Linked DNA regions of Mus musculus: region 1 is linked to region 2. A link is a loop called in an ENCODE intact Hi-C map of the cell type or tissue named here. Cell type or tissue: left cerebral cortex. All regions are shown on one strand.

Region 1 (2,500 bases), 210 kb after region 2:
TGTGGTGGCGCACGCCTTTAATCTCAGCACTGAGGAAGCAGAGGCAGATGATGTCTGAGTTCTAGGCCAGCCTAGTGAGCTCCAGGACACCCAGGGCTATGTAGACCCTGTCTCAAAGTACAACAAAATCCTTCAAATGTCTATAAGACCAAGCAGAACCGGGCGTGGTGGCACACGCCTTTAATCCCAGCACTTGGGAGGCAGAGGCAGGCGGATTTCTGAGTTCAAGGCCAACCTGGTCTACTGAGTGAGTTCCAGGACAGCCAGGACTGCACAGAGAAACCCTGTCTCGAAAAACAAAAGCAAAAACAAAACAAAAAAAGAGCAAGCAGATACTGTGGGTTTATAAATGGGTAGATATAGGGCAGAGAAAGCAGGCTGGGGCAAAATGAAGTGAGTATATATATAGTTATCATTTAGTTGTAAGTTTTATTGTTTTTTTTTTTTTTTTAATGTGGTGCTTGTATTGAATCCAGGCCCTCCCACAAGATAAACATCCCCAACTCCTAAAGTTGTTTATATTAAGCTCTCTGCTATCTAAACAAAACTACCTTAGGTTGAAATGGCCCTTAGGCCACCAGTTTGTAATCCTTGGACCTTGAAATCTTGTAGGGGCTTCCAAATCCTCCCTGTTGGAGCTGTCATTGATTTTCAGAACTACCCGTGCTTCAGAGTTCTCTCTCTTCCCAGTGAGGAAAAGTGGTGTCTGGGCAGGCAGCTGAGCTTCTCTGGGCCACAGGGTTTTTTGTTTTTTGTTTTTCATATATAAACCAAGACCAATGGTATTCATTCCCAAAACCCCATTGCCTAGTGGTAAAAGTATTGTCTGTGCCTGGCAGCCCTTTCTCTCCTTCCAGGAGCAAGCCTTTGAGAGCAGCCAGAAGTACAAAGAGGGGAAATACATCATTGAACTCAACCACATGATCAAAGACAACGGCTGGGACTGACCTAGCTCCTGCCGCATGTGGCTTCAGCCTGGCCTGGCCGCCAGGGGGAGCCACTGGTTTCGCTCCTCCTGAAGGGAGCTCTGGACCCTCAGGGCCCCCACAGGGGAAGGACCCAGCTCCTGTACATACATTTTATTGCATGCACTGTGACCTTGGGGGGAGACAAAGAGGGGGATTGTACCCCCACCCCCTGCACCTCCCTGCGATCTGGCTGGCTTGGATCTCATTTTTTAACCCCTTCCTGTCTTGCCTGTCCCATAGATAAGGCCTGTGTGCTGCTCTCATGGCCCTGGTGCACCACCTTTCTGTGAATCTCTCCCACTGGATCCCTCTTACCTGCAACGTGTCTGTTCTCGTTCTGTAGCATTTGTAAATAATAAAACAATGGAATGGAGACAGCCCCTGGCTCACATGGAATACAGAGAGGGGACCTGGAATCCAAGTTCCTTCCCTATAGATGGGTTCCATTCAGAGCCCTCAGCAGGGGGAATGGAGTAGGAACAGTAGACCAAACTAATCTTGCTCCTGACATCTTGCCTATGTTAGTCCTGGCTTTCGTTCCTCGGGGGCAAGCGTCAGAGAAGACCACCAATTCTCTGGCTTTGCCGCCCCAGTCTGAACTACAATTCCCAGGGATCCCAGCACAGGTTGCCTGTGGCCTTTACGTGCGACTGGCGCGGTGCCTACTGGGAAGTGTAGTTGAAATGTTCTCGGCGTGAGACCTTGCGCTTTTTGCACGAGATACCATAGATGTGTAACTGTGCACGCCCCTCAACTTTTGAGACTTGGAGGCTTTTCAGACTATAAACCAGGGAGGACTCTAGGCTTTAGTCCTCTGCCTCGGTCTCTTGAAGATGCCCAGTGTCTGGCGTATCAGCTCAGACATCAACCCTGCACTTGTCCTCGCGTTCACTTCGCAAGGCTAGTCCTCCAAGTGAAAAAAAGGGAGGGGGTCACCTTCCAGAAAGTCTGGGGCTTTAGGGTCTAACCCGGGATCCTAGGCTCGGTGCCAGGATCCAGATCCCACCCCTGCCCCCTAGCCGGTCTGCCCCCACCGTGGGAACGGAGACCAGCTGGCCGGAAGCGCCAAACTGCGTCCCTGTCTTAGCCCTAGGGATCAATCAGACCGAGGAGTTAATTATGTAATGAGGGGGTAGGGGGTCGGGACTAGTGAAGCTGCGAGGGAGAGGGGAGGGTACCCAGGTATCCGGCCTCCTCTTGGACCCCTTCTAGGCCCCAGGGGTCTCCATTCCAGCCCACCTCCAGGGCCCCAAGGAGGGGAGGGGCTGTGATCTCTGGTTTGGAAGGGGCTGTGCTGTGAGCTATAAAGGGGGCATCCCTTAGACCCCGGATTCTAGCAACGGGACACAAGGCCAGAAGAAACTACAACATGTACCATCCACGAGAGTTGTACCCCTCCCTGGGGACTGGCTACCGTCTGGGACACCCCCAGCCTGGGGCAGACTCCACCTTCCCACCTGCCCTGACAGAGGGTTACCGCTACCCTGGTGAGCGGTTGGATTGGCTCTGGGTAAGGGGCAGGAAACTGGGAA
Region 2 (2,500 bases):
TGGTCTACAAAGTGAGTGCCAGGACAGCCAGGGCTACACAGAGAAACCCTGTCTTGAAAAACCAAAAAAAAAAAAAAAAAAAAAAAGTCTCTGTGGAGGTAAGTATGTCTTAAAACCCTTCAGGTACACAGCAAAAACAATGTTGTTTTGAGAACTGTTTCAAAGTTCAAAAAGTTTTAATTTACAGAGATCGAGAAAAAGACAGTAAATAAAGATGAACACAGCAGTGTTTAGCATTTGGCACGCAGAGCCAAACGACCGGATTTCAGGGCCAAACTAACCAAGCACTGAGGGTTTCCCTCCATGAGTACAAATCATAACGACTAAGCTTAGTGGGAAGATTTACGATACGGGGAGTTTCCGAAAGCCACAGTCAAGGGGCGGGAAGGGATGCGAGAGATGGAATGTGGGCAGGAGTTACGAGGCTGCAGACTTGGAGGCCTTAAGAGCTGATGCAATACTAAGCAACGGAAAACCTCTCCTCCTCCTCGGTACCGAGGACGCCGAGGGCTCCCCCAGCTCGCTGCGAGAGCTCCTTTCTCAGACGCGCCCAGCCCATGGCTCCGCTCGCCCACCCGAGCCCCCGCAGCCCGCCAAACCCGTCCCCTCCGCGCCCCCAGCTCACTGTTTGCCGTAGTTCCCGGAGACCGGTTTGGTGACGAGCTCCTCCCCGGACAGGGACGACTCCGACTCACTGTCCGAGCCGGTGGTGAAGAATCGCGACATGGCGACGGCGCTGAAGGGCTGAGGCGCTCGCGGCCGGAACCTGAGGAAACCCGCGGCGTCAGGGTTTGGGGGCAACCGCGGCTACCATCTCCCGACCCGGACCCCCGTTCCCGCCTGCACGGCCTCCCCCTTGCCCTCCACGGAGCACGAGGCCCAAGAGACACGAACCAGCTAAGCTGCCGAGTCCCTCTGAGCAGGTGAGACAGGCACGACGCCGGAAGAGGAAAAGGTTGGGGGGGCGTCACTTCCCGGAAGCACCAAAGAATGCGCTAAATAACTACAATTCCCAGTGGCCTTTGCGCTATACACGGCCTGGGACGAATTAGTAGCCGAGGTTCTAAATCTTATCTAAACTAAGACTGACTGGCTGCTCACTAGGACCGCCCGGACTAGGCTGCAAGACTGACAATATAGAATTTAGTAACCGCCCCATGGTGCACGTCTGTAATTCCCTACACTAGAAAGGGTGAAGCAGGAGGATCATGGGTTCAAGGCCAGACTGGGCCAAAAAAAAAGAAAAAAAAAAAAAAAAAAAAAAAAAGCTAAGCTCTGAAGCCTGCGGAGGTGGCTCAACACCTTTAATCCCAGCGCTCAGGAGGCAGAAACAAGTGGATCTCTGAGTTCGAGGCCAGCCTGGTCTCCAGAGCGAGTTCCAGGACAGCCAAGAGAAACTATGTCTCGAAAAAAAAAACAAAAAACAAAAAAAAAAAACAAAAAAACAAAAAGTATTCTGGCCGCCCATCTTAACTTCAGAGTAAGAATCTAAGGGCTGGTGTCAGCTTGATGCCGATGTCCTGCGAGGTTTTGGAGGAGTGTCGTTGTTGTCATTTTGTTTTGTTTTGTTTTGTTTTAGAAAAGGATTTTAAAAATACGGAACGCTTTACAAATTTGTGTGACATCTTTGTGCAGGGGCCATACTAATCTTACCTTATCTTTCCAATTTTAATATATATGCTTCAGAAGAGAGCATGGTTTCTCAGGTTTAAGCAAACTTCATAGATCTTGAGTGTTGGAATCCTGTCTTTACCGTTTTCTTAGGCAAACTTTCTAACTTCTAATCTCTCTCTGCTCTTCTCCCTGTGCTACAAACAAAGGGGAATAATAGCACTTGTTCATTTGATATTAGGAAAATAAAATGAGAACATATGATGTGTGTGGGACAGTACCTTGTGCAGAATGAGCATATACTAGCTAGCCACTGGACCCACGAGGTGTTTCAGATGAAAAAGCACTTGTCACCAAGCGTAAGAACTTGAGTTAGTTCCCTATGGCCACAGAATAGAAAAAACAACTCCTGATAGTTGTCTTCTGACCACCTCCCCTGACTACCACCCTACCACCTCCCACCTCCCCCAATTCCTAGTGGCCTTTGCAACATACAAGGCCTAGATTTTTGTAGTACTGGGTATGGAACCCAGGGTCTAGATCCATACTAGGCAAGCATTTCACCAACTGATGTCTGGGGTGCCCAAAAATAAACAGTGAAGTATAATTCTAGCAAAATGGCACTGTTGGGTGGGTTTTATATAAAGACGGCCTTGAGGTCAGAGGCCTGAGGCTTCACCTTAGCCTGCTAGCCTGCTGGCAGTGTATGCATGTCTGTGTGCCTACCTCAGCGTGGCCCCAGTGCCAGTCTCTTGTGTATGCATGTTGCCTGCCAGAGTTCAGCTTCCAGGATTAGGTCCGTTTTTGTTGCTATGAAGAAACCATGCAAAAGCAAAGCAACGTATAGAAGAAAGACCTCACTGGGGATTACAGTTTCAGAGGATGAGTC

Evidence for each region. Hi-C counts contacts between places; a loop is a spot of excess contacts. Peaks named below come from ENCODE experiments on the same cell type or tissue, not always from the same donor. Only the 100,000 strongest peaks of a DNase experiment are listed, where the experiment ranks them.
Region 1: a loop joins it to region 2, with 2.1 times the contacts of the local background. A loop is called at or near these places in 1 of 42 quality-filtered maps.

Annotation. Positions count from the first base shown.
Region 1 is chr7:126,779,170-126,781,669 of GRCm38, forward strand. Ypel3 (yippee like 3) reads left to right here. Exons shown (of 5, transcript NM_025347.3): 5 at 858-1,341. The coding sequence ends at 947. Tbx6 (T-box 6) reads left to right here and starts at 2,314. Exons shown (of 8, transcript NM_011538.2): 1 at 2,314-2,455. The coding sequence starts at 2,338. In left cerebral cortex, a CTCF peak has its summit at 996 (motif pointing right); DNase peaks (open chromatin) are centred at 979, 1,249 and 1,623; H3K4me3 peaks cover 1,099 bases; H3K27ac peaks cover 1,362 bases.
Region 2 is chr7:126,565,454-126,567,953 of GRCm38, forward strand. Eif3c (eukaryotic translation initiation factor 3, subunit C) reads right to left here and starts at 913. Exons shown (of 21, transcript NM_146200.1): 1 at 895-913; 2 at 626-766. The coding sequence starts at 726. Gm25579 (a small nuclear RNA gene) reads right to left here and starts at 1,696; the gene lies at 1,591-1,696. In left cerebral cortex, no CTCF peak of the experiment used is centred here; a DNase peak (open chromatin) is centred at 999; H3K4me3 peaks cover 1,396 bases; H3K27ac peaks cover 1,104 bases.